Linked DNA regions of Mus musculus: region 2 is linked to region 1. Evidence: chromatin loops called from intact Hi-C (ENCODE). Cell type or tissue: left cerebral cortex. All regions are shown on one strand. Each heading gives the region's core, and the rest is flanking DNA. Links, peaks and the distances in the headings are about the cores only.

Region 1 (16,295 bases), core at 4,596-9,595:
CCATTATCTTCCATTACCCTAATGTGGTTTGCTTAACCCAATTAGCCAGGTGAGAACATGGATTGTAATGAAACCCTAAACCTGTACACTGAGGCAAATCATAGCAGGGGATTGGTGTTGGGGAGATGACATGGAGAAACAAGACCACCCTGAAACTCCATTTCCTAGGACTGGGCTGTAGCAGAAATCCAGAAGACAGGAAAGAAAGTGCAGGAAAAAGATAGGAAGCCTTGAGGCTGTGGTTCTCAACCTTCCTAATGCGGTGGCCCTTTAATACAGTTCCTCATGTTGTGACCCACAGGTTGGGAACCACTTCCCTAAGATGCCCACTGAACACAGTTTTTAGTGACCACCGCTCTTAAGGAAATTGCTTAAAGCAAGATTGCCAAACAAACCCTTACTTGGGTTCAAGTTCTTTCTGATCACGCCAATAAAAATAACTTCAAGGTATGCGAGCATGCACACACACACATACACACACACACACACACACACACACACACACACACACACACACACCCCTCAGCATCTCTGACAGTTTTGCACCCTAAGCCTTTTTCAGCAATGTTGCGACCAGTTAGGTAACTCATTAAACCTTAGATCCTGTGCCAATGATCTTAGCTTCTAGTCATTTCATTTGTACTTCTTTGACCTTTTATTAGTAAAATAAGTCTGTGGAGCTCTGCATAAGTGTGTATGTATTATGGTTGTACATTTTTCTGTTCTGTGTGCATGTGCACATGTTTGTGTAGGCCAGAGGTTGTCGATGGGTGTCTTCTGAGATAACACTTTCAACTTCATTGTCTAAGGCACGATCTTGCAGAAAGCCAGAGCTCTTGGACCTTGCTAATCTTAACCTAGCCAGCTTGTCTTAAGGGTCCTCTGACTTACCTCCCCAAATGCTGGGGTTACAGGTGGTCTATCATGCTAGACAGGCATTTAAATGAGTGCTAGGGACCCAAACTCCAGTTCTCAAACTTGCAAGGTAAGTGTTGCAGTCACTAAGCCACCTCTCCAGCCCGAGTCTGTGCGCTTAGGTAATGCTGACCAACTAAGGGTTCAAAGTCTTGTTTCTTAACTCGGTAAACACAGAAGTGGGTGTTGGTAGGGATTTCATACTCTTTGTCAATAATTTGTGAATTTAAGCATCAGACTTCCTCAGGAGAACCCATGTGGCCACTAGAAACTAATCAGAATCTGAGGTGGGGCCTAGGCTTCAGTACTGTTTATGGATTCCTCTGTAAGTTCTTTAAATGTATAGACTTTTAGAGAAATCTTGAGTGAACAGAGGGTACGTTTCCCGTAATGATCCATGAGCAGTGCAGATACAGTAGGGCTGGCTAAAGTCCAGACTGTTTTAGAACTCACTCGGAGGAGCCTATTTTCTGTGTCTAGTCTTCAAAAAAGTTGTTTTTTTTTTAAATCTCTTTTTGATTGTTTTGGGAATTTTATCCCTGAATTTAATGTGTTTTGATTAATCTATCGCTATTATCTTTCTTCTGACTCCTTCTTTATATATCCACTACATACCTTTCACCTACCAATTTCATGGCTCTTAGAAACAAAGAACAACTCACTGAGTCCACATAGTGCTGCCTATGTGTGCTTGTGGGTATAGGAGCACCTACTAGTCCAACAGCCCACATTCCCAAGGAAAACTGACTCGACCTCCCCCAGTAACCCAATTGTCAAAAGCTTCTCTGGGTGGGATTTTTTAGTTGCATATGAGTCCGCGTGTGGGTTTGTATACAGAGTATAGCACTCTCAGAAGCTAGAAAAGGGCACTGGATCCTCTATAGCTGAAGTTATAGGCAGATGTCTTAGAAGCTGAGCTCAGGTCCTCTACAGTAGTGGTATGTACTCTTAACATCTGGGCCATCAGCCATCTATTGAGCCCTCTTCTGTGTGCTTTTGATAGCAACACAATGTAAATTCATGGGATTGTGTTGGATAATTTAGCTGCTTTAAAATTCTCCTGTTCCCCACCCATTTGATTCCTCACACCTGCCTTCAAGGCTACGGTAACACCTATTTGTTTTTTCCTTTCCAATTTTGTATATAAGGTCATGTGAAGCATAGTATTTCAGTGGACAAGGGACTAGACATACACAGTCTTAGAGTTCACATTACCCAGTGCACCACAGCCATTACAGTCTTTGTGAGATCTGTTTCACATACGCTTGTGGTGATGCTGGTGAATAAAGCTTCATGTGGGGATAGAGAAATGGCACAGCATACACAGTTATGTGTAATAAATGATGCTTGATCATGATACAGACTGTACGGCTGGGTATGTACTTGTTATGCTATCTGTTTGCACTGCCTTTCTTGGGTGCACTCCTGTTTAACAAAATGTTTATTATGGGATACTCTGCGGTGCTATGCTGGCAACAGCTTCGTGTGTCTCCTATTGATTGGGTATCTCGATGGCTTCATTTTTCTCTTGGGATTGCTTTAATCTTATACCTTTCTGCTCATCGTGACCCTTAAGCACCAAATCTCCAGCACTAGTGTTGCCAGTATGAGCTGGCACTGAGTGGCTCACCTGCAAATGAAGCTAACATTGATCAAGGACTATGAAAGTGGAAAAGCAGCTGTGGGTCCTGTCCAGTCAGGTATGCCCCACCCCACCAGAGCTGTGATCCTGAAGAGCAAAAGCCAAGTAATAGAAGCTGTGAGAAAGGATTTGCTTCATTGAAAGCAATGAGACTGGCAGAAATTCAAGGATATGAAGAAACTTCTAGAGACTTGCATTTAGGACTAAACAGCATCTCATCAACATGGCGATGAACACAGCCAAATCGAAATGCTCGTTTGTGATATCGACAGAAACAGCTGCACCCAGCTATGATGCTACCTTTCCAACTAACTCTGGGTAGCTCAAGTGATTGAAGGATCATTCTTCATTGTGTAAAGGGAGAGTGATTTAGTGAGGGTCTCCCCAAGTCTGCAAGTGCTGACAGGAAGGCAGCTAAAGAAAATCTGGAACCTCTCCAGGAGTTGAAGGTGGGAAGATGGCTGAGCAGCACAGTCTTCATTGGGGAGAAGCCTCCTATGCTGTGAAGAGATGCTTGAAAGGGCTTTCATCTATAAGGGGTTCAGCCAATGTAGGTTTAAAAGATTTAGAGACAAAGACACAGTCTTGCTTGCGAGCTATGCTATTCAGGTTTTTTTCATCGCTGTAACAAATGCCCAAGTAACCATATTGTGTTTATCCATTAATGAAGTCAGAATCCTCATGAGCCAATCATTTTCCCAAATGCCACTTCTGAACTCTGCTTGCATCAGGGGCATGAGCCTTTTAGGAGGACAGACACTTCATGACCAGACCATAATAGGCATGATGTAACAGGCTAGATAGAGAGATTTTGTGATCTGGCTTAATGAGAATGTGGACTCCTCTACCCCAGATTAGTAGCTCACACTACTAGTGGAGCAATAAGAAATCAGGGCTGGTCCAGCATGTCTTCCAAGAAGCCCACACTCTCCTTAAATTGCCATAGCAGAAAAATGGAGAAAGAATGTTTGGAGAGCAACATGTTCTTCAAGATGTGCTTGTTGTTAAAAATGCTCCAGCATAGTCTCCTCTTACTAATGATCTTCATTCCAAGGATCTAGTAGCTTCCCCATTTAACAATAGCTCTTTGATCCAAACAATGGGCTGAGGAATCATAGCAGCTTTGAAGGTTGGCTACATGGGGAGAACCTTCATTACGGCTATTTTTACAAGTGAGGCAGACGCTCAGAAGACATTGATTAATTCTGGAAGAATAACAGAATCTATGACAACACTCAGTGCCTTGCCTGGGATTGAGGTAATGTCATCAGGGAGTATGTGAGAGGCATCTTGAGGAGGCATTCAAGAATTACTTGATGAAGACACATTTGCAAAACTCAACAGAGCTGTGGCTGAGATGATGAGCAATTTTAGTGGACAGGATGACATTGAGGAGCCCTGAGAGGTGATTTTGGATGACTGACTGACATTGTTAGAACTGTAACTGTGTAGTAAAGCAAGGGAAAAGTGAGATTTGAGGGAGAAGAAAAAGAGCTTCCAAGAAAACCCACAGTGAAGGGCTTAGCTGATTTTTAAAGACCTCAAATACTTTACAAAGTTTGAAGATGGGGAGGCTAAAGAGATGGCTCAGAAGCTAATGGCCCATGTGCTTCTCTTGCAGAGGGCCAGAGTTCATTTCCTAGCACTCATGCAGTAGCCCACAGACACCCATAACCCTGGTTCTAGTGCATCTCTGCCCTCCTCTCGCCTCCTCAGCACTACATGCCCATGTCATGTAAAACACCTGTACACATAAAATAAGTATAAAGAAATCTTAAAACACAGTTTGAAAACATTCATCTCAATCCAGAAAGGTTTTACTTATTGAGAAGAGTGTTTATCGAATGTTTATGGTCCTCTGTCTGCTTATAAACAGTTCAACCACAAAAACCAGAAAATAGCAAAGTAATCCACTGCAGGCATATCTCTGAACAGAATGATAATTCTTCAATAGCGCTCCAAGCACAAACTCTGGAGGGAGCTAGGAAAAGACCTTGTCACCTCAGAGATGAGTTTCATTATCCTTGAGGATCTCTCAGTGTACTGTGAAGGAAGAAGAGAGATACATGCTGTCGTGTGTGTGTGTGTGTGTGTGTGTGTGTGTGTGTGTGTGTGTGTGTGAGAGAGAGAGAGAGAGAGAGAGAGAGAGAGAGAGAGATTTTATTTTAAAAGGCTTAAAAACTAGAAAACTATTCGTATTTGTTGTTGTAATTTTTAAAAATGTGCATTGGGGGTTTTGTCTACCTGTAAACCAGTACACCACATGCATGCTTGTTGCCACAGAGAACATAGGATCCTGGGAACTAGAGGTGAGCTGCCATGTGGATGCTAGAAGAGCAGCCAGTGCTCTTAACTGATGAGCCATCTCTCTAGCCCTGAACATACTTTAAAAAAGAATCTACCTCCCCAAAGACTAGCTTTCACAGTTCTGGAAGGTGCTATGTAAGCTTCTAAGCAAGGAAGCAACCAATAGTCCCGCTCAGATGCAACACTATCTTTTGACATGTCTACAACACAATCACTGTTCCTAGTGCTTAGAAAGCACTGAAGATTATATATATATACGTATATATGCATATATATTCACATATATAGACAATGTGTGTGTGTGTAAAACATTAACAAGAAAGAGAGGTAATAATTTCAAGAGGGAGTAAGGGAGAAAGGTATTTGGGAGAAACCAGAGGGAACAAAAGAAAGAGGAAAAATGATTAATTGTATTTTAATTAAAAAGTAAAACACTTTCAGAATAATATGGTGATAGAATATGAAAACAAAATATACAGATATATTTGAAATGGTTATTACAAAAGGGTTAAAATGTGAAATTGAAGGTACACAAGTGGAAGGAGTTAGAGGTGGGAGAGGAGGAGTGAAAAGGCAGTACCTATAGATGAGATTTTAAAAAAATTTAACATTAAAAATTTAAAAGTATGTGACATGAAATCTTATACTTAGTTCAGGTTCATTTACTACTGAAAAAAAATTTCTATGAATTTGGTCAACAGTCTACAGAATACAGCAGTGGTCCAGGGTTTCACACTCTCCATTCACCTACACATTCACCACAGAAATTATTTTTGTGTATATGTCTGCCTGTGTGAGTGTGTGTAATGAGTGTGTGGTGACATATTCCATCACCAATTTAAGCTCTAGTTGTGGGAAGAATTTTATGCAAGTTTACCATTTACAAAATCTCATGTACTGTTTTCTTTTAATATTTTATATATCAGTGTTTTGCCTGCATGTATGTCTGTATACCATATGTGTGCCCAGTGCCCACAAAAGGGCATCAGATCTCCCTGCGACTGGAGTTACAGATGGTGTGAGATGGCATGCATAAGCTTTAGATCAAATCCAGGTTCTCTGAAACAGTAGACAGTGCCCTGGACCACTGAGCTTTCCAGCCCCTATTCTATATGCGTACTGTACCTTTCTTATGCTTAGATACAAAACACCATTGTACAATCATGTCCAGTCACCGGCACTTGCTGCACAACTTTGTGGCTTGGGAACAAAAGCCATCCCATGTAGCCTAGATGTATAACAGGCTGCACCCCCTAGGATTATGTGAGCACACTCTGTGACAGCTCTCCAGTGACAACATCACCCAGTGACACTTTCTCGGCACGCATCCTGTCATTCAGAGATTCTTGGCCGTGGTTAGGGGCATACAGCATGCAGCTTTGTTACATATTGATCTACAGCTGGCATTTTCCCATTGTTTTCTCATGACTTTAAATTCCCAAATGATAATTCGTTGTGTGACGAAACCACAAGCTATCCACTCTTCCTTTGAAGGCCATCTAGGTGGCTCTAATGTCTAGCAATTATGAGTAAAGTCTCCTCCATGGGCAGAGTTTTGTGAGGACGTGGTACCACTTGTTTTTGGTGCACACTGAGGAGTGAGGTTGATGGATCACATGAAATGTGATTTTGTAGGATTATGTAGATTTTGTAAGAAACAGCCAAACTGTCTTGTTAAGTGGCTGTACCATTTTGCATTCCCAATAGTACTCAAAGTTCTTCTTGTTCTTGTTTTTGCTAACACTCGGTGTTGTCAGTGTGGGGGATTATAACCCTTCTAACAGGTTTAAAGTGTTATGTTTTTAAAAAAATACACAACAAACTCTCTCTCTCTCTCTCTCTCTCTCTCTCTCTCTCTCTCTCTCTCTTTCTCTCTCTCGTGTGTGTGTGTGTGTGTGTGTGTGTGTGTGTGTGTAGGTATCTGTGTATGACAGTGCAGTGCCCATATCGGCCAGCAGAGGGCATTGAGTTACAGTTACAGGCTGGTGTGACTTGCCCAATGTGGGTTCTGGGTCTCTGAAAGATGAGCTAGGGCTCCTCGCCACCGAGCCAACCCTCCAGGCCCCCCTCCTCCATAGTATCTCATTGTTGTTTTATTTGCAATTCTCCAGTGACCATTTGCATGGTCGTTACCTGGATTTTTTATTTGACATAGTGTCTGTTCAGGTCTTCTGCCCATTTTTTGTTTGTTTGTTTGTTTGTTTGTTTGTTTGTTTGTTTGAGACAGGGTTTCTCTGTAGCGCTGGCTGTCCTGGAACTCACTTTGTAGACCAGGCAGGCCTCTAACTCAGAAATCTGCCTGCCTCTGCCTCCTGAGTGCTGGGATTAAAGGTGTGCGCCACCATGCCTCGCTGTCTTCTGCCCATTTTTGAATAGTGTGTTTATTGGTGTTATATTTTAAGAGTTTTTTTAAATGTATATTGAGCACCAGAATTTTACCTGCTGTGTGTTTTGCAAATTTTCCTCCAGTCTGTGGCTTGTCGTCTTCTTAACAGGGTCTTTCACAGGTTAGAAAATTTTAACTTTAGGGCCTGGGAGGTGGCTCAGGTGGCAAAGTACTTGCTGCACAAGCAAGGAGAATGGGATTCTATTCCTGTCACCTTTATAAAATACCCAGGTAAACCACCAGCATTTGTCTGTAACCCCAGGGCTGGGGAAGGAGACAGGACAATCTCCTGGGGCTCACTGGCCAGACAGACCCACTCAATCATTTGGCTCCAGGTTCAGTGAGATCCTGTATCAAAAACCTAAGTGAAGGAGTGACTGAAGAAGTCCTCTGATACCAATCTCCGGCACAGGCACACACAAATCCACATGGACATGGACACACAGTAAGAAAAATTTAGTAGAATCCAATTTATTAATTCATTTTTTTCATCAAATGTACTGCTAGGGCTGGTAGCTAATGTTTAAATGTGTCTTTTACTTGCCAATGGTCTCAAAGCCTGCTCCCCAGGGCATGTTGACACCATTGGTCATAAATGGGAAGCACCCCGACATGTCTTCATGGCTGATGTGTGTCTGAGATGCACATGGAGTCAAGCGAAAGGGAAATGGTCAAGTTGATCTGGGGTTCACACTTCCTAAAAGTAAGAGACTGGGCAGACGCTAGAGCAACTGCCAGCATTGGGACTGTTCGAGGGTGGCTGGCTTGTCAGTAACTGGGAGCTAAAGGCTGTGCCATTTGTCACTATTAACGGATGCTGTGCCTTCAACAGCCAGGTCTGGATTTGCACATTTTTATTCATGAATTTGAGCTTGCCCCTAGATGCTGGGACTCACTAAGAGATTCATGACTTCTTATTAAAAGGTATTTTGAAATAAAATTTCACAATGTCTGCATATCTCACCAATATGATGATGTAAGGGGTGAGAGCCATGCTTGTGGCTGAAGCAGCAAAAGAGATTTTTTTTTAATAGACTGAAGAATGAGACAGAAAAGGAGAGAAAGCACTGGGGACTGCCCAGCTAAGGTGCTAAAGTGGTCCATTAGTTTCTCCTAGCTGCCACAGTCCTCTGAAGGCACTAGAGGGTTAGTCCTCCATGAGACCAGCATCCTTGAATGTCAATAGATGCCTGGAGCTGAGCTCGCGGCTGTAGGAGGAGAGCCTCCTTCTCTGCAGGAAGGGCTTCCCCTCTGCAGTCTCTTGACATCCTTCAGGGGATAATTATTCCTTTGATCCTGGTGACACAGTTCCAGCTAGAGCTTCTTGGCAGGTATGTGGACACACATACTGTCTGAGTGCAGAGGAGTAGAGGAAGTCCTTCTCTATGTCCTTGAGGAGAATGTCCTGATGGAACAGTAGGTCAAAGGTGGTTATGGCAGCCTACGGCATCACTTGAGAGGGGGACCCTGAGTGAATGAGAACCAAACTCTTTGTGTGTGTGTGTGTGTGTGTGTGTGTGTGTGTGTGTGTGTATGCACAAGCCATGTGTGTATACATAATATAAAATGTTTTAGCCATTTTTAATGGTGTAGTTCAGTAACTCCAATCATATCTACTACCCATCTCTAGAACTTCTTTCAATTCAAAGCTTAAATTATTCCCGTGAATCAGTCTACTCCAGCCCTGGCTTAGGTCCTCTGTACTTTCTGTCTGTCTGTCTGTCTGTATATAAGTATCACACATGACTAGAGCTGTACAGCATTTATCTTTGTTATGTTTGATTTCTCTTAGTGTTATATCTTTAGGGTTCATTCATTTTATAGCCTTCCTGTGTGTGTGTGTGTGTGTGTGTTCCTGTGTGTGCTTCCCCATGAATGTGCACACATACCTGCATAGCCATGTATGTGTAACCCCCCCCACACACACACACAGAGAAAGAGTGAGACAGACAGACACAAACCTTATAATAGTTTTGTATGTAAGTTCTGTGTTTTTCTTTGTTTTTAGGAGGACTTCATGAAATATGTGTACGAAATCATTTTAGTGATTATAATCCCTACACATTCTTGAAATGTACGCAACATTCTACATAAGAGAATTGGAAATAAAACAAGCAGAAGGGTTTTTATTTGTGCCATTAAGAGGGCAGCTATTGCCACAGCCTGGAGCCCTGAATTCCTGAGAGTCTGTTTTCGAACAGATGATGGATGCTCTCTTTTGTTTAACTTGAGGTGAGATTAGAACATTGAAGAACTTCTCAGGCTAGAGATATGACTCAGTAGGTAAAATGCTCGCCACAGACTCATAAGGGTGGGTCTGAGATCAGTTCTCTAGGCCCATTTAAAAGTACCAGAAACAGCAGTGTGAACCTTAATCCCAGTCCAGGGGAAGTAGAGGCGTGAGAAGGGACTTGCTGGACAGATAATCTAGCCAGGTCAGTGAACTCTGGGTTCAGCAGAGACCTTGTGCCCACCCCCAAAAAAAAATTAAAAGGAGGGTGATTGAGTAAGACACTTGAGGATAGACTCTGGCCTCCATATGCACACTCCCAAACATATATGTGTACCCAACCGCACACACACAAAACATGCACAGAGAGAGAGAGAGAGGCAGAGAGAGAGAGAGAGAGAGAGAGAGAGAGAGAGAGAGAGAGAGAGACAGACAGAGACACAGAGACACAGACAGAGAGAGAGAGAGAACAGACTGACAGAGAATAAACCTCTTACTCCAAGAGACCTTCATTAAAAGATAGAAATACAGAGACTTTTTTTCCGGGGGAAAACATGACTGTAACCGCCTCTGGTCCTTCTGTCAAGATGAAGCTCCTGCTCCTGCAGAGCCTCAGGAGCCAGCTTCCAGGTGACGTGAGACGAATGTGCACCCAGCATGTTGGCTGCTGTGCTGTGCCTTCCGGGAAGCCAGATCAAGACTGTATTTTCTCTGTCATCGTTTTCTTTTTGCAATCAGCCTCCAAGTGGCCAGCTGGGCCTACAGTTCGTCTAAGGCCTGTGCCAGCTGGGACCGTAGAGTACCTAAGGCCTGTGCTACTCATATGACTTTGGCTGCTGGAGCTGCCAACGGAAAATGGCTATTCAGTCTGTTTCAACATCTGGGAAGGAGTGTGTCACTGTTGCTCACAGCAGAAGATGGATGTTCTGGGTAGTCCAGCATTCTACACACGATGCTTCAGCTCGGGACACACACACACACACACACACACACACACACACACACACACACACACACGAGGCTGCTTCTTTAACTTCCTTCCCACCAAACCAGCATGTTTGCCACGTCTGAGTCAGCACCTCCAATTGTTTTTCTTTTTTCCATTTTCATGTGTGCCTATGTGCACGCTTATACATGTACCTGGTACTCATGTGTGGGTGCTTGTACACATGTGTGCATGTGGGGGCCTGAAGGAGATGTAAGAACCATTCGAAAGCATTCTTCTACCGTATTTATTGAGGCAGGGTCTTTCAGTTAGACCCAGAGCTTGCCCACATGTCCAGTCTTGTTAGCCAGGTTGCTCTGGGAATCCCGTCTCCACTTCCTAGGCTGGCATTTATATGGTGGGTTCTGGGGACCTGAGCAGCAATCCCTGCGTTTTGACCAGCGAGTCATTGCCTCAGAACACATACTTTTTAAAAATTGACTTTCCTCTGAGGTCATCACTAGTTCCTTTCCCTGCATCCAGTCAGATATAGACGCTCAGTTGCCTTCAGGCTTCTGTAAGGGACTGAGCCTCCATTCCATATTTCTTGAGTCTTGAAAGTTATGAGGCCCCGGCATAGTCTCACAAGAGACAGCTACATCTGGGTCCTTTTGATAAAATCTTGCTAGTGTATGCAATGGTGTCAGCGTTTGGATGCTGATTATGGGGTGGATCCATTGGACACGCAAACTTTATATGCCCCAGTACAGGGGAACGCCAGGGCCAAAAGGGGGGAGTGGGTGGGTAGGGGAGTGGGGCTGGGTGGGTATGGGGGACTTTTGGTATAGCACTGGAAATGTAAATGAGCTAAATACCTAATTTAAAATGGAAAAAAAAAACAAGAACAAAAAAAAAAAAAAGAAAGTTATGAGGAACGGGGCCAGGTGCTCTTTCAACCCCCAAAGTGCCCTAGACAATGCCAGTCTTAAGACACCTTCACTATGACAACAACACTCTTAAGTTCCATGAATTGCCCCAAATAAAATAATATTATTATAGTAATGGTTTAGTTTCAAAGACTAGTCTTTCTTCTGGGATTTTTCCTCAGCAGCTGATTTTTTTTTTCTTCTGCATTGCGTTTGACTTCAGTCAGTGATTTCCCTGCATCAAAGTGATCTTTATTGTTTTCTTTAATATTTATTATTGTTGTCTTAGTTATGGTTTCATTGCTGTGAACAGATACCATGACCAAGGCAACTCTTACAAAGAACAACATTTAACTGGGACTGGCTTACAGTTTCAGAGATTCAGTCCATTATCATCATGGCAGTGTGCAGGCAGACATGGTTCTAGAGGAGCTGAGAGTTCTTAATCTGTAGGCAGCAGAAGAGACACTGGATGTAGCTTGGGCTTATATATGAGACCACAAAGTCTGCCTCCACAGTGACACACTTCCTCCAACAAGGTCATATTAACTTCAATAAGACCACAGCTCCTAATAGTGCCACTCCCTATGAGCCAAGCATTTAAACACAAAAATCTGTGGGGGTCAAACCTATTCAAACCACCACAATTGTTATTTTTTAAATTAGTATGCAGCTTGTTGAGGTGCTATAAGCCTTTCATCCCAGCACATGGGTAACAGAGGCAAGCAGATTTCTGTGAGTTCCAGGCCAGCCAAGGCTATGGAGCAAGACCTTGTCTTAAACAACAAAAATAGCATACAAAGTAACAGGTTTTATTATAATAGTTCATACATATAGCTTTCCTTTGTGTGTGCAAATGCATGTATGGCTATGAGTATGTGTGAACACGTGTGTATACATGCATGTGGTAGCCAGGGGTTGGTTTTGGGTCGTTCTCTATCACTTTCCACACTTTTTTACCAGACAGGGTCTCTTGCTGAATCTCTCCCAGATTTGGCTAGGCTGGTTGGTCTGCAAGCCAGATGGGTTCTCTCATCTGTAGCATCCTGGTACTGTGGCTAAAGGTGCACACCAGTGCCTGCCATTCTCACCTGCCTTCTGGGAGACTGAACTCAAGTCCTTAGGCTTGAGTGGTGAGCACTTTACTGTCTGAGCATCTCTTCAGTCTCATACCTTGTTTTTGTTGATTCACACCCACACTGGTCTCCTCCTCAGAAGCCTCTGTTCTGCTTCATGACATACCATGTCTGTAACCTCTCCCTCACCCCTGCAACCCTCTTAAGACCTCTTTTCCATCTCTCAGAATCCGCTTTATAGTTTCATAACCTATTGCCTTACTTACATACACACAATACATACATACTCATACATACACACCCATACACACACATACACACATATACACTCACATGTACACAACATACACACATGTACACACATACACTCACATGTACACAACATACACACATGTACACACACATTCATATGTACACACATATACACACGTATTCATATGTCCACATACATTTACATGTATATACACATATTCATATGTACACACACACACTCACATGTACACACACACACACACACACACACACACACACACACACCATGAATTAAAGTCACTGGTCCACTTGTGAATGTAATATTTGGTTTCTGGGCCTGAATTACTTTTATAATGATTTTCAGTTCCATCTCTGTGTTTGTTTGTTCACTCATTAAGGTGATCCCATTATCCTTTTACTTACAGGAAAAAGTACCCTAATCCAGACCCAACACTGTTGCCAGACAAATCTTCAGGATGGGCAACTTTTAGTCCCTCTAGAGGCTTACACAACTTCACGAATTAAGTAAATGTTTGCATCATGGCTATCAGATACTCCACAATATACACAAGAGTTAATTTATGTGTCTCCTCCTCAGGACTAAGGGATGCCAGGGTTGCTGGTAAAGCTGTCTCTGGGCATGCTATGAGGGCATTTTCTTGTTTAGTTAAGCCATCACAATAAAGCTCTCTCTGTATGTCAGTCTGTGAGAATATTAACTGGTGAGTTTCTCTGGACAACACACATGCAGTATGGGTCAGACTATTCCCCCATGCCTCCTCTAAGACCAGTGCCCATTGCTTAGTGTTTACACAGGGTGCCACACATCCCTAGCTTTCTCTCACACTCCCCTTTAGTGTTCAGTGCACCTTGCACCTCCTGCTTCTGTCTGCTCACAGTGGTCCCAGCTTCCATGGCTTCACTACAGCTCTTTCCTGCCATTACGAGCCATGAAGATTTTCTCATCTCCCAGGCAGCTAAGCTATACCTTTCTCTGACACTCCACAGCCTGTGACATAAGCTAATGCATCTTTATGGTGACCACACGCATGCTTTGTAGTTCAAATTGTATGTGTCTGTCTTGGCCTCGAAGACATGACACTCTCCAGCCTAGTTTCCTGAGAACTGACGCTCTGCATGGTGTAGACACAACAAGCCAGCAAGGATACAAGAGAGCGAGCACATGCTGGAGATCAGACAGGCCTGGAGCTGGTATTATTAGTCCCATGCTGACAATTGGCAGGGCTGGAGCAGGCATCAACATCCAGTCTTGCACACTCTTGCTTCATTGAGGCCGCTATAGTTATGATTTAGAACATTGCCCAAAGACCTGTGAGTTCAAGCCTTGGTCCTAGCTTGTTACTTGTGAAATGTGGTAGAACCTTTGAGAGGTGAGGTCTAGGGGGAGGTTTTCTAACTGTTGGAGACATACCCCTGAAGGGGGTAGTAGGACCATAGCTCCTTAATTCTCTGTCCTGAGGTAAATAGAACTATGGGCTTCTCCTATGATAAACTGCCTTGTGCAATGCCCCTCAAGCCCCAAGAAATGAGGCAAGTCATAGACTGAAATATCTAAAACTGTGGGCCACATGAAACCTTTAATCTTTATAAGTGGATGATCTCAGGCATTTGTTACAGTGAGAGAACACAGACTAACACAGGTCCTAACACATGCAAGGAGAGAATAAGACATGTGTGGCAGCATTTTCCTCAAGGGATGCTACGTGGCTCAGTGTAGCTCATGTGAAATAAAATGAGATGACTTTTCAAACAGTACAGCACAACACATGTATGCATGTAAACCTATGATAGTTTAACCTGAGTGTTTATAAGTGATTGTTTAAAAAAATCTCAAGAACACAGGTATTCTAAAAATCCTTTCTTGTTTACCTTGGCTCTACTCACAATTTTTAGCATCATTTATTTTCCTTTTACCTAATTAAGAATTCTTTCTCTCTCTCTCTCTCTCTCTCTCTCTCTCTCTCTCTCTCTCTCTCTCTCTCTCTCTCTTTCTCTTCTTATCCTCCTCCTCCTCCTCCTTTTTAATTAGGTAAATTTTCTGACTGCCCTGGAACACACTAAGTAGCCTTGGCTGACTGGCCAGTGAGCCCCAGGGCTCCTCCTGTCCAAGCATCCCCAGCACTGGGACTATAAAGGTGTGCCTCACCCAGCTTTGTTCAAGCTCAGTTCATGCTTATGAAGCAAGCCCATGGAGCCATCTCTCAGTGCTAAAATTTATCGAAACAATTTTAAGGTTTGCTTAAATGTACAACAAAATTTTCAAGAGACAGAGGCCAACTGGTGAACAGAATTCCACTTGCTAGAAAGAAGGTTTGGGTCACCAAGCCACTACTGGGCTTCCTTGGAGTAGAGATTTCTTTAAAACTGCAGAGGACCATGGCAAAATTGACTGCTTCACTCTGACTTTTGTATGGCTCTCTAGAGCCCTGAGTGATCTCTTGCATGGAATGATCTTTTGAGGTGATTTTTAGCTCTAAAATCTATAACTCTGTAAACTACTTCATTTGTTATTGTTCATAAAAGTCACTGGCCGCATACTCTATTCTCACTTGGCATATAAAGTATCTGAGAAGTTAATTGAATAGTCTAGACTCATGTAGCAAGATGACATTCACTCTGAAACCAGCCTTGGGCTGCCCTGATACTTAGTTATATAGTTTTGGGTAGTGGTAAAAATGTCCAGGGTGGCAAAGGTCAAAGGCCAAGGTGCTGAGATGCCTCACTATCATAGTAAGGCATTTCTGGAATCTCAGGTGCTTGCTGACCAGGTTCTTACTGGGAGAAAGGAAGCTAAATCTGTGATCTAACCAAGGCTATGCAGCATTCTGCAGGTAGAGGGTATGGGAGTTTCGCACTCCCCAGACAAGGTCAGAGAAGGAAAAGCCCTGCTAGTAAAGGGAGTCTGCCATTTTGCACTAAGCCCAGGGCTTTGGGGTAATGTCAGACTTTGGCCTTAGTTAGCAAGGTGCTGGTACTTAGCTCTCATGAGCTGCAGATGAGGAGGTGTCCCTCAGTATCCCTAAGTGCTTTGCTCTTAACTCTGCACCACATCTTCTCATGCTGTGACTGTTTTCCTTCTGAAGGGGCTCTTGGAAGACAGGACCATGTACCAGGTCCTCATACTAGTTCAGTAGCAAGTGTGGCGTTGGTATCATATCACTGCTTATTGCTTGAATGACGTTTCCCTGGAGACAAAAGGTTGACAGTAGATTATAATAAAATCCTCTCTGGATTAAAGTTCAGAATTTGTTCAGGGACACTGATGGGTTTGAACATCTGGAGCATGTTAGCCATGGTGGTGGGAAGCATCAAACCAGCAGGAAGGTGTGGGTGGAGAGGGTGATCAGGCTAGGGGGAGATGCCTTCAGAAAGGAAACTTCATCTGATTCATTATAAAAGAACCCTGGACACTCCTAAACCCATACTCAAATTCACTGTAAGCTCTCACGAAAGAGAAACTGAGACAAAAGGCTTGTGTCCTGTTAGGAAGATCTGAGGCAATGCCAGAATGGGCTGAACTATCAAAATCTCATTCTGGGGCTTGTTGCCTATTGGTGTGTGTTTGTGTGTTGAGTGTGTATGTTTGTTTGTGTGCGAGAGAGAGAGAGAGAGAGA
Region 2 (16,295 bases), core at 4,445-9,444, 85 kb after region 1:
TTCCTGGGATTTGAACTCAGGACCTTCAGAAGAGCAGTCAGCATTCTTATCCACGGAGCCATCTCTCCAGCCCCACAATGTTGGTATTTAATATGCTATAGAATGAACTTTAGATACCTACTGGCTTACAACCCAATCAATCTTATGTCTTGTCTAAAGCCTTTCTTCTTTAGCTCCTTTCTCATTGTTATTAAAGAAGAGACAAATATATAGAAATTTAATATTTTTGTTGGTCTATCAGTTTAGGACATAAGACCAACAATAAATTATCAGACCTACCAAACCTATCTTGTGGGTTTAATGTACAATGATTTTGGGCTGTTTATTAATTAGCATACATCTCTGGAGACTATTCCCCTCGATTGTCCTATTGATTAGTTTTTGTCAAGTTGACATAAACTAGAGTCATTTGGGAAGATTGGTCCTCAGTTGAGTATTGCCTCCATCCGATTACTACACAAAGGCATCTATAGCTAGAGAAGAGCTTGGGATTGCAATGTATATTCCAAAGTAGTATGGGAAGAAAGACTCTGCCACTAGTGATGAGTTAGATGATCATGCTGAGGACCTAGTGAACAGGGTTAGTGACCAAGCTGACAGTGTTAGCCAGCTTCTGGCATTCAAGGCTACTCAGGGCAAACCAATCCCTGGATGCCCTCCAATGACAGAGCCAAACAGAGGCTACACGGAACAGGATGGAGACATCACAGCTGAGCCGTGTCTACGTTGTCACAGCACTGTGAGCAAATTACTCATCTTTATGTTAAGACCCAAGGTTTGACATAATTGTTACAATGCATTAAGTAATGAATGTAGACATTAGAAAATATGATATGGGTAAAAGTCATGGCTTCCACATAGGATTTCAAAATGAAAATTGTATTTGGTTTTTTTTTTTTTTGAGTGAATTATTAACTCACATGAGACATAGTAAAGATTTCTACATATGCAAGGATTAACTTCTTTTAGGGCACAATTATGCTTCTTTCTTCAGAGCCCCCTCACATGATGGTTAGGATACAAAGTATGGGCTGCATGATGATGCATAATGAAAATGACAAAAAAAAAAAGGACAAAACCCAGCATGTCTTAATCCAAATTGATTTTGCTTTACTTTATGCCCCCAAATGCCCAAATGCTTATTTTTATCTTTCTTTAGTTTTCTTTGGGGAATCAATTTGAGGTTCCTCCCTCATATCACAGTAAGTGCACAAGACTAATGCCAAGTTCACAAGTGACCTTATGGATGAGTGCTAAGTTGCAGGTGACTACATACGTTTTCCAGTAATGGAAGATGAGAGGATCTGTCATCATGGTGGGTTAGGTGACTCAGAACACCCTGTAGAGGAGTTTTCCTTTTGTGCTTCATCTGGTGATAGCCAGTCTACCAAGGCCCCCCATGGAGTGGGTACTCTAGGATGTCCAGCTGTTCTCAGAAGTTCCAGGTTCACCTGGGCAACAAGCACTGATCACCACTAACTGTGATGCCGGCACTGTGATGGATGTTGTGAAGCTGTGAACATAAATGATTCTAACTTTAAAGCCCTATTTCCATGGTCTGCCCACAATGGCTCTAGGGATAACCAAATTAAATTAGTTTACTTGAGCTTACCTGGATCAGAACCCTGTGGTTCCCCCAGGGTTGTGAGGCATTTGGCTTCCTAAAGTGGATTTCATACAAGGCTGTTGTCTACTGTCAATTGAATTTAAAAAAGAAATCAAAGTAAATATTTTCTCTCATTCTTATTTGTTTTGGGGTTAAAGAAGATGTGGTACCCAATACCACAGGGCAGGCTTTGAAGGCATTTTTTATCTCAGATGGCCAAACAAACCATATGTTTCCATTTCTCTGAGAGGGCAGGGAAGGTTCACTTATCATGTTCAGGCAGTCTACCCAATGGCTTGGCATCATGGACGCTGGTCCAGTTTGTTTTGGAGGGACAAGTCAGGTGCACTGGTAGGATAGCGTCTTACCAAAGTGAGAGTCCAAAGAATGCTTCTTAGGTCATTTGATCAGGCAGCCACACAAGAATACCACAGACTGAGAGGTATATGAATATAAGGCCCTTTACTTTATTTTGATGCAGTTGTGGGGGTTGGAATGTAAGAGTCACGAAGCCAGAAAGATCGTTTTCTGGTAAGGCCTCTGGTTTCTGAATGGCTGTCTTCTCTTTGTGTCCTTGTGTCTGTGTGTCCATTTGTCCGGGTATCCGTTTATGTGTGTGTGTGTGTGTGTGTGTGTGTGTGTGTGTGTGTGTGTGTCAGAGAGAGAGAGAACGAGAGAGAGAGAGAGAGAGAGAGAGAGAGAGAGAGAGAGAGAGAGAGATTGGGAGGAGAAGGGAGCTTGTCACTTTCCTTCCTATAAGATTGTCTTGATGGTTAATAGTGGCTGTAAGGTTTACAGGGTCTAGAGTCACCAGAGACAAGCCTTGAGGTATATCTGTGAGGATGTTATAAAGGTTAGGTTAATTGAGCGAGAAGCCCCACCTGAAATGTGGCTGATGCTGTTCCGTAGGCTGTGGTCTAGGACCACATTAAAGGGAGGAAGAGCTGAGTACCAGCGTTCATCTCTCTCTGCTTCTGGATGGTTGGCACAGTGTGAACAGCCACCTCACACCCCTGTTACATGCCTTTCCTATAGAGGTATTTATGTCCCCTTGAACTATGTGTCAAAAATGAATACATTCTTCCTGAAATTGCTCCTTCCAGGTATCCTGCTTCAGCAACAGGGAGAGTCACTAATAATAAACTTATGATCCCATTTACTGAAATTACTTCTATCTAGGGACTATTGGCAAACTGCTCCATTGGGATAGGGGTAGTCAGGATTTCAATTTGTATATCAAGGAGAGAATACAATCTAGGCCCTAGCACTTCTTATATGGCACATGCTAAATTAAGCCCAAGGATGTATAGATAAGCTTATATGTCAGGCGCAAAATGCTCTCAGGGAGTGCATATTAACAGTGATGTGATAATTACAATGCTGTGCTCAGGTCAGATGGGAAGAATGAACCCATTCAGTTAGAGCAGGTCAGGGAAGGCTTTTCAGAGGAGCCTTAGACTCAGCGAGACTTTTGGATGCTGGGAGTGGTTAGAAGTATTCCAGGCAGAGGCAGAATCCCACTGTCAGTGGTCACAGAGCAGCAGCACAGTGGCTGAGCAGAGCCCCAGGTGCTTAGGGGTGTAGGAAGAGCATGGGACCATGGTCAAGGTGGTTTCAGGGAAGGGTACTTTCCTTTGGAGGACTGCACTAAGCAGCTTGAACTTCACCTTGTAGCAGGAATTGGGAACCTGTTACACATTAGACATTGGATCTATAATGCTCCTAAGAGGTTCATGCTTTCAGTGTGTGTTCTAAGCCAGTGGTGGTGCTTGGGGGGCTACGGTATTTTCAGGGTGTAGATTGCTAGCAGTGGGCTTTTGAAAATGATAACTGGCAGCTTATTCTACTCTTATTCTTGTCTGCTTCTGGACACTCATTTGTAAAGTCACCATTGGATACACCAGCCACCGGGAAGGACACAAGCTTGTGAAACTGTGAGCCCAAGTAAACCCTCCTTCCCCTGTTTCTATCAGGTGTTTTGTCAAAATGGCAGGAAAAATAGCTAAAACAATAGATATTGTAGCAGCAGCAGCAGCAGCACCTGCTGCAGCAACAGCAGTGGTGGATCAGTTTTGATTTAAAAGTTCACCCAGAAAGCAGCTGGGACCCTGACACAATGGTGGCTAGGACCAGTTAGAACACCATTACCATACTGTGGTCACAGAGCCCAGAGGCAAGTGTGGTGGGCACTACCGGAGATGGGGAGGGGATAGCTGCTCATCCTATTCAGAACTTAGGAGTTGATGTCAGTGTGGGTAGGGGTAGGAGTCTAGGCAGGATCCCTCTGCTTGGAGACTAGGGAGCCATCAGGGGGAGAGGAAACTCCATGCATGGGGGTGAATGGCAGAAGACTGCGAGTGAAGCACAGCAGAGAGCCCCTGGGACTGGGAAGGCTCTGAGGAAATTATTGTTGGCTTACCTCTATGAGAAAGCGGCAAAGGAATATTGCAAAGTTATCACTATTACGTGCTGTATTTTAGACTAATGTGAAGTAATGTGAATCCTGGGGTGAGTGTGTCTATTGCTCCTGGATTGGGAGGATGCCCAGGAGCTGGCTAAGAGGACTCTGTAAGACTGAAACATTTGGAATAGGTAATTTGCTCATTGAAATCCACTGACAGCATTTTTCCCCCTGTGCAAATATGACCTAAGCTCTTTGAGTCAGAAAAGTTTCCTAATAAATAAATCCTTAGTCATCTGTTGCCAAGAAAATGAAAAGGCTTTGGTATGGAATCCATCAACCTGCTGGCCTTGTTCTCACCCTGAGACAGGGCCTGCTTTTGAACTCGTGATTCATGTAAATGGCTGAACTCGTGATTCATGTAAATGGCACCCTTGGAATTTTGGGTAGGGCAGGGAAACAATTCAGGAGAGCTAGAGAATGAAATTAGATTTTTTTTTTTTAAAGATCAGATCAGTCCTTCCTTGATCTAAATTCTCCATCTGCCCTTTGGTGAGGGTGGAGAGGAAAGCCCAGGTCAGTGGGTTCTGAGCCTTCAGTTGACTGTGACTTTATGTAATTATAACAAACTCCTTTTTTGATTTTCTTCCAAAAAAAATATTTGGCAGGGTTTCAACAGACCGAAGAGAAAGGGGTGGGGGAGAACAAAAAGGAGAGAGAACACAGAGATACAATAAGAGATACACAGTAACATAGAGACATAGACACACAGTAAGAGAGCTACAGATACATAAAGACATAAGACACAGAGAGACAGAAAGGACAAACAGAAAGAGAAACAGAGAGAGCAAGAGAAGGACAAACAGAGAGACAGAGCATGAGAGGGACAGACAGAGAGAAACACATATACAAAGGAGAGACAGAAAGATGAGAAATAAACTCAAAAGCAGATGCATAATGAATTTTAAATTGTGGGCCCCGTGAACTTGCAGCTGACACCTTCCATTAGACAGGTGACAACTTTTCCTTCCACCTTCCTGGTCCTTTCCTGGGCACCCAAGCAAAGGAAAGTAAACCCGCACAACAGAGGCCCCTGCCACATGACCAAGGATCCAGAGCTCTCATCTGAGTCCACTAGGGCAAAGCAAGGCTGAAAGCTCGGGGGGCGTGGTCGGCCGTTCGGGGGCGTGGCCTAGGAGTTGGGCGTGACTTAGTGATGACTCAGCGGCCCCGCCCCGTCCCCGGCCCGCCCCGCCACTTAATTCTGACGCGCGAGGCCGCCGGGTGCGAGAGCCGCCCCGAGCCGGACGGGCTTCTTACTCCGGCGTTGCAACCGCCGTCGGAACCGCCCTCTCGCCACCTCGGTGGCTAAGGTGCCGGGTACCAACGCCAGCAGCGGAGCGCGCCAGGGAGCAGCGCGCCTTTGTGCGAGGTAGGCTGGCCCCACACTTACTTCTCACACAAAGACGAGGGGCTTGCAAGGCGGCCGCCCGCCGGGAGAAAGCGACGGGTGTCTGACCCCGGCCTGGGGGACCCTGTCGTTGGCCTGCAGGGCGGGCTGGGGTATGCGGTCCCTCGGGCGTAGGCGAGCAGCGGGGAGCCTGGTGGCCCTGCGCTGCTTGGGGAGGTCTAGGGTGCAGGGCCCGGGCGGCGGCCCGGATCGAGGGGCGCCGGGGCGGAGGGGCCCCCTGGAGAGGGGGGAATCCAGGCTGCTGCTTGGTTGGTTCATTGTTGCATCCTCGGCCCTGCAGACCCAGACCTTAAGACCCAGGCTGCAGTGGCTGCGCGCCCCGGGCCAGATGCCCGCCTTGCCTGTCCCGGCAGCAGGACAGGGTCAGCGTCCCGAAGCCGGCTCCTACCCGGCAGACAAAGGCGGGGTCGTGCTGCTTTGAAAGGTGGTAGTGACACTGTTTCCTGTCTGCAAGTAACTTTTCTATGTTGGACTCTGCTGTGCCTCTTGGAGTCCGGTCAAGCCAGGGGGTTTGGGTGATGTCAGCGCAGAAGTCCCCACATTTTTGGGGGACTCAGTGATTGCCTCCTGAAACATTTCTGGATGACTGGGAGGTAATCTGGTGTATAAGAGCCAAGTTTTGACATGTGTGCTGGAAGTGAAGCGTCCCCAGCTCTCTTTGAAATGTAGAGAGTTCCTGTTGAGAGGATGAAGTGCACACACCAGCCATCCCAATCCCTTCTCAGATTTTTGTCCAGGACTGCTAAGTGAGGTTACTTAGTCAGAATGGGGGGTGATACTGGAGGCGCCAACAGGGGAACAGAAGGAGCCCTGTTTGGCTTGACTTTCTGAATTTGAGCCTCCCTGCTAACAGGTACACTTTCTCTAGGCATGCTACCTCACTAGCATTTGGACATGTTAAAGTTGCTCTAAATCCTGTCAGAGATGCCTGTCTAGGGACGGTTCCTTAGTGTTTGGAGTTTCAGGCTTTACAACTTTGAATTAATAATCATATATATTTGTGATAAATTAAAAACCAGAAGATAGGTCACTCATGTGGCCACCACCCACACATACCCTGAGGATGAAGGTGTATTTGCTTTATAGGTGGCAGGGAAGTTTGTGTGTGTGTGTGTGTGTATGTGTGTGTGTGAGAGAGAGAGAGAGAGAGAGAGAGAGAGTCTAAATGAACACATTGTTAATTCCTAACCTTTATACTTGTCTAAAGCATGACATTTAATAATGATAACTTTGCAATGTTCCTTTTACTGCTTTCACAGAGGATTATACTAACAACTTGTTTTGGAATATATTTTCTCAGAGCTTTGCCAGTAACTATTTATTCAGAAGGGAGAGGCGGGAAGATGAAGGGAAAGTAATGTGCTTTGCACTTCACTGGAGATAACACAAAAGACTTTATCATGTATATATATATTTGTATGGGTATATCTAAATCTATATCTGTATACACACACATATATCCATATATGGATATAGATAGATATATATCAGGAGTAGCTTGGGACCGTTTAAAAGGTAAATAAATGTTTTTACTGTGAAAAGTTCTGAGAATCCTGAGAAATCCAGGATGGAAAGAGCTGCCTGTAGAAAGACTAGCCGTGTTTTCCATGTGCCTCATGCACATCTCAGAAAGTTTGTGTTGAGAAAGTAAAATATGTTTTCATTACAGTGAAGAGTTTCGAGTGTCTAAAAGGCCATTCAGCTACGTACTTGGCCGGTGGACATCTTTGTCATTACTTATATTTTCCCCTTGTAAAAATTTTGGTCTTTGAGTTCTTTAGTATGCAAAGCAGAAAGAAGCCTTTGAGACAGCCCTTTAGAGGCAGGGTGCTCAAGAGATGATGAAGTATTCTGCAGTCATTTCTGAAGCAGGAGACACCATAGGAGGAGGTTGGGACAGTGTGCTGTCAGGTCCCATTTGCAGTTTTTCATCTGCTTTGGGTTCCTTAATATGCATGCACACTTGGAGTAGTTGCAGGGTTGTCCCCTAGGTGGTGGGCAGAATATTTTGCCCTCCGTAGTGATTTCTGTTGCTTTTCTAGTCATGTACTTCCTAACAGCATCGAGTGGGATGGAAGGTCCAGGAGGAAACAGCCGTGTGCCCAGTCTCATTTCCTACCCCTCTGAGGGCTTTGGGCTGTGTGAGCAGTACAGGCAGCTTGGGCCTCAGCTCAGACTTTAGGAGTCCCATGTAGGGCTAGAGCTGTTGCTGGAGAGCCCGCTCCTGAAGTACATAAAAGACTTGTACTCTAGAGACACACCCAGAGCAATCGAGTTCTTGCCCAGAAGGAAGGCAGGTGCTCTTACTAATTGACTAATTGCTCCGAGTTTTGTTTAAAATGCTGCAAGCAAAGGAAGAAGGATTTTTCATTTTTCAGTTTTGTTTTTTTCTTCTGTGAGACTGAGGGATAGAAAACTTTTTCTTCCACTGAAAGGGGGGACACAGACTGAATACTGTGGCTTAGTTGGGGTTATTGATGTCTAAAAGCCCCTTCCCTCTGGAACACGCTGTGCAGGAGTGGTTTGAGAACTCAGACTTGGGAGTTTGGTTCAGTGAGATCTGGATTTTAAGATGTTTGTGGAAGTCCATATATACCTTGGTGAGTCTAGAAGTACTGGGGAGAGAAACTGGCCAGCTTTGGGGTTCACTGGTTCCATACTGGGAAAGCTACTGTAGAGTGAAGATCTATGTATAGCTGGTCCCACGGGAACTACTCATAGCCTTGTGTCTTCCCCGGTCTAATCTTTTCCTCTTCTTGCTTTTCCTGTTTAAAGCAATCTCTTATTTTCTCTTTTCCTTTCTGTGGAGAAGTGCTGGGCCTTTTCCATCTGAACTTTTCCTCACAGTGAGTACTTACTGAGTGCACTTAAAGGGATGAATGCTTTTATCCATCGGTGCCTCACCCCTGAAAGAATACATTTATTTGGGAAACTGACTTGGGTTACCTTTGGAAATGGTAAATCAATGGGGGCTGTTTCTGAGGTTGCTGGAGGAGGCCAGACACTGAGTTTGTTGTAGTTAACAAGATGAACTTGGTCCTTGTGGCAGAGTATGTGAGGATGATATTTTAAGAATTGTACAAAGTGACCCCCACGTTATTTAATAGCTGAGACTTTCAGAGCTGTGAATAGGAATTAGCACTGTTTGATTTAAGCTCCTTTAGGAAGAATGAGAGAAACCACAGGGAAACATGGGGAATACGTTCCTAATCCTGTAAGGCAGATACTTGGGATACCCTGGGAACATGAGTTGCCCAGGGCTAGCTGGGCATAGTTGAACTAACTGATGAGGTAGACTGCTGTGTTTTGTCTAGAATTTGGCTGGGATATTGGGACAGTTTCTAGTGCAGCTTCATTGTCCCCACTGAAGGGGTCAGTAGGGCCATCAGGGAGTCAATTGTTGTAGTGATGTGGTGTCCTGACTTAGAGATTCTGAGAAATGAGTGTTGGTGTCACACAGAGATCAGCAGACTACAGCTGTGTTTCCCTCCATTTCTGGAAATTCTATTACAGATGAAGAGACAGCTAGAGGAGCTTGTGGGAAAATAGATACTGGCTTGAGAGTGTTCCCAAACTCAGCTGGAATACAGGAAGGAAGAGGGGATAGGGCTGCATTTAAAGCAGAGGAATGCCGGACAGTTCTAGCAAAGATGTCACTCAAAGTGGAGTATCAGGCGACGAGCAGCTGTACAGCTGGGCCTGTGGTTGGCCTGCCGTATGTAGTGGTGTGTGTGTGTGTGTATGTGTGACTTATGTGAGATCACAAAGGACATGTGCACTGGCATTGATGACAGTAATACTCACTCCACACTCCACAGGCATGGAGCAGCAATAGAGCTTGCTGCAGGGGTTAAGGAGGCCCTCCTCAGCCCCCCTCCTTGGGCTGCTGTTGATTAAGCCTTTGCTGGTCATGAGACACAGAAAGCTTTAGTTAGGGAATTTGCGGGGCCTCTGTAAGCTTCCTAAGAATGAGTTATTAAGACTTCTCTCTAACAGGAGAGAATACAGCTTACAGTTTGATGACCTCTAAGTAAGTCACATAGCCCCTGTGAACTTTTCTAATTTGTGAGGCTAATGTGAACTTGGTAATACTGACCTCCTATGATGCGGTAGGTAAAGACCATCCTGAGGCAGTGGCATTCCAAGGCATGGTCCCTGAGACTTGGCCAATCACCAAGTTGTTGATGCTTTCCTGTCAGTGTCTGTGGCCTTGTAAAAGTGCACTTAAAAGTTTGTCATGATAGGGCGCTGAGAGATGGCTCAGTTGGTAAAGCATTTCCTTCACAAACATGAGAACCTGAGAACGGCTTGCCAGCACCCATGTACAGAGCCCCTGGGCAGGGGATGATTGTAATCTAGGTTCAGGGAGGCAGACAAAGGAGAGTACCTGGGTCGTGTGTGTTACTGCTAACCACAGGCTTGGTTCTGAGCAGCTACTCTCTAAAAGTGATAGCTTGACTGAAACTTTACGGCTGTTGACTGGAAGTCCCCTTTTCTTCTCTCCTCAGCCTCTTTCAGCTGTCATTCTTCCCTTTGAGTCTGTGAGCTTGACTCTTGGATACTTCATAGAAATGTGACTGTGCACCCCTGGCTCCTGTGCAATGGGCTTCCTTCCCTCAGTATGACACCTTCAAGATTAAGGTTGTAGCATACTGTAGGCTGAGTAGCATTCTATTGTAAGTGTATACTATATTGATCCAAAACCTGCAACCTGTTGGTAGATAGATAGGTGTTCCCACAAGACTTCTAGAAGAGAACAGGAAGCCTCTATGCTATTGGCCTTAGGGGTGATCTCGTGGCTGTGACACCCAGAACACAGCAAAAAACAGAGTGAATGGACCCCGTCGAAGCAGCGCAGCAAAGCTGTGAGCAGAAAGGAAGGACAATCTGCAGAGTTAGTTATGGTTCCCCAGCCATTTAGCTAAAGAGGGCTCTTCTCCAAGTCTGTCAAGAACTTCAGTAGTGAAAAAACCCAATTAAGGGCTTCGGAGCAGAGTCGGCATTGCGCGCAGCCTTGTAACTGAGCGTTTTAGTAAGGCAGCATGCCATGGGCGCCATAGGGATGCTTGAAGAGGGCAGGGCTCCATCCCTCTCTTCACCTTGCTTTTCTTCTTGTCATGTTCGCTGGAGCATTTTAAAGATTACCTGGCTGTGATGTTAGGATGTCCATGTTGTCTTCTCTTCTTGCACTCAGGTTTTGGCCTCCTTCCTGAAGTGTCATAATGAGGTCTGTAAGAGTGAAGGCTATTGTTTATGGGACGGATCCCCAGGTTGGGCAGTCTCTGGATGGTCCTTCCTTCAGTCTCAGCTCTGAACTTTGTCTCTGTAACTCCTTCCATGGGTATTTTGTTCCCCCTTCTAAGAAGGATCCAAGTATCCACACTTTGGTCTTCCTTCTTGAGTTTCATGTGGTTTGCAAATTGTATCTTTGGTATTCCGAACTTCTGGGCTAATATCCACTTATCAGTGAGTGCATATCATGTGTTCTTTGTGATTGGGTTACCTCACTCAGGATAATATCCTCCAGACCCATCCATTTGCCTAAGAATTTCATAAATTCATTGTTTTTAATAGCTACGTAGTACTCCATTGTGTAAATGTACTACATTTTCTGTATCCATTCCTCTGTTGAGGGACATCTGGGTTCTACTGCGGATGCCAACAAGAGCTTGCTGACAGAAGACTGATAGAGCTGTCTCCCGAGAGGCTCTGTCAGTGCCTGACAAATACAGAATGGATGCTCACAGCCATCCATTGGACAGAGCACAGGGTCCCCAATGAAGGAGCTAGAGAAAGGACCCAAGGAGCTGAAGGGGTTTGCAGCCCCAAAAGAGGAACAACAATATGAACTAACCACTATCTCCAGAGCTCCCTGGGACTAAACCACCAACCAAAGAAAACACATGATGAGACTCTTGGCTCTAGCTGTATATGTAGCAGAAGATGGCCTAGTCAGTCATCTATGGGAGGAGAGGCCCTTTGTCCTGTGAAGGTTCTATGCCCCAGTATGGGGAAATGCCAGGGCCAGGAAGTGGAAGTGGGTGGGTTGGTGAGCAGGGGGAGGGGAGAAGGGATAGGGGGTTTTCGGAGGGGAAACCAGGAAAGGAGATAACATTTGAAATGTAAATAAAGAAAATACCTAATTAAAAAAAAAAAGAAAAAAAAATAAGAGTGAAGGCCGTGGAAGCCTGACACCAATGTTCCTAAGGTGTGCACTCTTGAGAGGGAAGGGAAAAGTCAGGTCTCTAAGCTGCCTGATATATGCTAATGAGACTTAAAGACTTGCATACTCACCGGATAAAATCCCATAGTCTTCAGCGAGTACAGGTTATTTATGAGTTTCCAAGGTAGAGAGATGAAAATTCCTATGTCCTGGACAAAGTTAAGAATGCCATCGTGGACATCTCTATGTAGATGCATAATGTGCCTCCCCTACAATAATTGATGTCATTTGAAATAGGTATCACTGTGGGCACAAGTGTGACCAAAGTTCATCCGCAGTCTCTCCCTCCCTCCTCCTTTCCTCTGTCCTGTCCACTCTCCTCCACACTCTTTCTTCTTCTCTCTTCTTCAGTGGTTGCACAGAGCAGTATAGCATGCCTGAAAGAGAGAAGCCTAGACTACAGCCCAGCTTCCTGGGAGTTAGTGCATGGTTTGAGACAGGCTGTTGAGCTTTCTCCTTTGTTAGCTGAGTTCATTCTATCTCTCTGCCTATGTTACCCCCATGTCCTTTATAACTAACGATGCATCCTATGCGGGTCAGTGGCTGCAGAAGAGCATGCCCTGGGTGGGGAGTGTCTCAGAGCATGGGCTACGCCTTAGGAGATGGTGTAAGGAGACAGGGCCTGGACAGATAAGGAGAACACAATACATTTCCTATAGGTCCTGCTGTGGTGACCAGTTCAGCTACTCTGTGTTCATGGAACCTGAAATGTTATACACTAAAGTTTGACATGGGCCGTTAGGGATCCTATATTCTTATCTGTGAAATACAGTGATAGCAACATAGTTACTACCAACTCAAAGGTTTTGATCGTGTCCTGTGTAGTAGAGTGAACCTTGTTCATTCAGTATTTAGGAATGCTGATGTGTTCTAGTCCATATGGCAGTCCCTAGGATCTGGGGCTAGAACAGACTTCTTTGGAGTTAGCATGCTAGTGTTGATAGACAGTAAATGAATACACAGACCAGGTAGCTCTTTCATTGTGCTGCCAGGGAAACAAGCCCAGCTCAGGGCTGCAACCTGCTGGAGAGGAAGTGATGCTTTTAATTGGGTGAGGGTCCTATTTGAGTTTTGAACAAATGCAACAAGTCTGTGCAACCCACTCCAGTCTCTCTGAGTAGAGCAAAGGGGCTAAGATCCATGGGTGCTTGCTATAGAAGGAACCACAAGAAGGCTAATGTGGATGGAGCCAGGTGGGTGGTCAGGAGCAAGGCTTCCAGATGAGGCCCTCTGGTGAGGAAACTTGCTGATACAGACCCCATGGGAGGGTCCTGTGAAGGGGCTGGAAGAGTCAGGCCTTGCCTGTCTGTGGCTCTGGAGTGAGTCGTGGTGCCTGAGCATCCGGCACAGGCATAGGAAGGTTGGTAGAAGTAGATGCTCCAGTAGCTGGATCGTATATTTTGAAGATAGGGCCACAATGACTTGCTAATTATTTGGAGTTGATATTGGCTAGCAGAAGAATCATGAGTGACACATGGTCCCAGACACCAGGCAAACGATGATGTCATTTTCTGGATGAGAACGAATGGCTGAGAATTGTCTCTATAATACACTGTGCTCTCTGAGATTAGTACTGCTTTACTCTTGTATCAGAGATGGGGAAACCAAGGAGCAGAGAAGGTGAGAGGCTGTGCTGGGAGAGGCTGGGAAGTGGAGATGGGACACACCTGAGACCCTCCGCCTTTTCATCTCACGTTGGCTCCACTGTCTGCCTCTGAACGAGGATGGCAGATGGGTGTGGTTTCATGTGAATATATGTCTTTTTCACAGCACACCTTGGTTGAAATTGGATTTACATTTCATTGAATGTACCCATTATCAATGTATAGTTCCATATTTTTTCATAATTTGTAGGCTTGGCAGCCACCATCCTGATTCAGTTTTAGATTCCACAGTCAGCTCCCATTCCCATTCTCAGCTTTCGGCAACCAGGGCTCACTTTCTGTCTCCACAGAGTTTTCCATTTCAGAAATTTTGGACAAACGGAGTCATACAGTATACCATTGGGTTGACTTTGTTCAGCTAGTTAGTGTTTTTTGAGACCCACTCATTGTTTTATATGTTTTATAAGTCATATGCTTTTAAGGGGCATTCTTGGCCTTTCTTAGAAGGATGTACTCTGCTGATGGGAAAAGCATCCTTAGGATGTACCTTAAGATGACATTAATAAAAATAGTACTCACCGATGCACGGCTCTGTAAACATTGTTATCTTTCGTGTTCTTCTAAGTGATTCCATGAGGGTGCGTCTGTGGTTGGTGCTTGATCAGGGAGGGGCCTGAAGTGCTGAGGGACTAAAGAGCCTGTCCAGGGCGAGAGGCTGAGGTAAGGTCCAGGCTTTGGCTCTTCCCATCCCATCCTGCTGGACTCTACTGACTGCGTATTTAAAGCTTGCACAGCTCAGCTTCAGAGAGGGCTGAGAACATAGGCTTGCAGATAAATCTTAATTTGTAACTTTAAGAAAAGTGTTTGTTGTGGATTTTCAGTTTGGCTTTGCCCCATGGAGATGATGGCATCTTAAAGCGATCCTTCTATGGGGCAGTTTTCTTAGGCATAACATCAGAGTGGCACCAGATTAAAAGCACATAATTATGCCATTAGGCAGCGCTGCGTGCTTGAGTTATGTTTTAAATATGATGCTTACCAGAAATACATTTTTGTATGAAGTACCCTGAGGCTATTTATGAATTTACTGTTACTGGATGGAATTTAATTAGGCATCATACATTTTTAAAGATGATTATATAATTGCATTAGATATTCTTTGTGCCAAGTACATATTTGAACAAGTTTTTTTCTATCTATGTGACATTCCTATTAGAAGATTTCATATCCTGTATCGAAGAAGGATTCCTTATGTATTACAAGTATTCTGGAGTTGTGGAAGACATTTTCAACAACTCATTCACAGCAGTAGCTCGGAGTTGGTCACGTGTGTTTAGCTTGGGTAAGCACTGATGAGCTGTGGCTTTTTAACAGCCATGAGATGTTTGGAATAAGGACAGACTTTACACCCAGATTCCACCCTTGGTCTCTGCTAAGACACTCTTCGCTAGCTCCACATTGTTCTAAGTTTCTAAAATGGAATTGCAGCATGGTTACACTAGCTTCTCAATGGTAGTATATCTTCCATCTTTTAGGATTTTGTTGTATAATCCAGCTTACTAGTTCACAGCCACAACTAAAACCCTACATTTCTTTTTAGAATATCTAGTTTTAAGAAGAAAAAACAATAACAATTTGAATTTAAAAAGTTTTCCTTTGACTTATTTTAACTGCAGAGTCTGCTTTTTTTTTTTTCTTAAGAGATTAGTAGGTATGATGCTAGACCCTGACAAAAATCAAATCCCACCCCTCTGGACCCCACTTGATCCCCCTCAACCCTCCTTGAGCCTCTCCCTCTCCAAGCTCCCAGAGGCAGAGATGCTAGAATGGAACATTGTTCAAGAGGCAAAAATCTCAGTAGCTTTTCAGCATCACTGTCTCCCTATCTCTCAACTCCCAGCATCTTGCTCACTTCTGCTTCGACCTCCCTGTTAGAACACTGACTTTTTTTCTACAAGTTTCAGTTAAAACCCTGGGCTGCTATAAACTTATTTGCAAAAGTACCTGGGTGGGAAGATCTGTAAGTTTTTTCTTGGGGTTATCCCCAGGATCCCCCTGATTTTTCTGACCTCAGAGGCTTCCCCTTGTGAGCTGAGTAGAACACACCATCCTTGCTTATTTCTGTTGCTAGGCCAGGCCCTTTGCCCCTTTGCCTGAGGGGTGACTGAAAGTGATGTCAACCGAAAACTCAGGCAAGATGTGGGGAAGCCCAGAAGTCTATTGAATTTGTCACTGTCGTTTTTAATATTGGCCTCATTTCTTAATAATGTGCTGTAGCCTTATTATACCTAGTTTCTTTGAAGCCAGATCTTTAAAATGTATACATGTAGTGGTTCCACCTCTTAAGGCTCGATAATCCACAGGGCCGTTCTTCCTCAGCACCTTCTTCCTCGTGCTGTTGGTTGTTGTCTAGTAGAAAGGCCCACTTCCTTGACTGGGCTGCAGTGTGTTTTGAGAACTTGTTCTACAAGTTCTTGTGGTCTGTAAACTGGAACTTAGCACCGCTGCTCTCCTGGGTTCTTGCTCTTAGCACCCCAGCTCTTTAGAAAGGGCTAAGTTGTTGGTAGTGACATCTGCTTCATGTTGCATCATCCCAAGGCGATGTCTGCTGTCACTCACAGCAATGTGAACAATGGCCATTCGGTTTCTGTGTTGACAGCTTGATCCTTCATTGTGAATTTCCCCCATTGACCTTTCTCCTAACGTTGTTAGCGTCTATTGATGATGGTTGCTTGAGTTAAGTATTTCATTGGAGATTGTTTAATGAGCAAGTTAGCAAGTGTGGGATGAGACCTGCAATGGCCAGAGTGTCCAGCAAACCAATTGTTGGAGTGACTTAAGGACAGTGGGGACTTAATAGAGAAAAACAGAATGGCTAGACTTTCCCATTTACTGCATGCAATGTATTTCCTACCATCAAAGTTAATTGCTATTTATAAATCTTATTGTGTCAGGTAAGTTTTATAGTAATATTAACTTCTGTGTGTTTA

Evidence for each region. Hi-C counts contacts between places; a loop is a spot of excess contacts. Peaks named below come from ENCODE experiments on the same cell type or tissue, not always from the same donor. Only the 100,000 strongest peaks of a DNase experiment are listed, where the experiment ranks them.
Region 2: a loop joins it to region 1, with 1.8 times the contacts of the local background. A loop is called at or near these places in 1 of 42 quality-filtered maps.

What each region holds. Positions count from the first base shown.
Region 1 is chr2:3,623,081-3,639,375 of GRCm38, forward strand. The region is part of intron 1 of LOC108168726; the gene reads left to right. Among named protein-coding and RNA genes, the nearest start is that of Fam107b, 82 kb to the right of the region's middle. In left cerebral cortex, for the core only: a CTCF peak has its summit at 6,845 (motif pointing right); no DNase peak of the experiment used is centred there.
Region 2 is chr2:3,708,198-3,724,492 of GRCm38, forward strand. It overlaps Fam107b (family with sequence similarity 107, member B), which reads left to right and starts at 5,261. Exons shown (of 4, transcript NM_025626.4): 1 at 5,261-5,439. In left cerebral cortex, for the core only: CTCF peaks have their summits at 5,137 and 7,449; a DNase peak (open chromatin) is centred at 5,209; H3K4me3 peaks cover 1,439 bases; H3K27ac peaks cover 353 bases.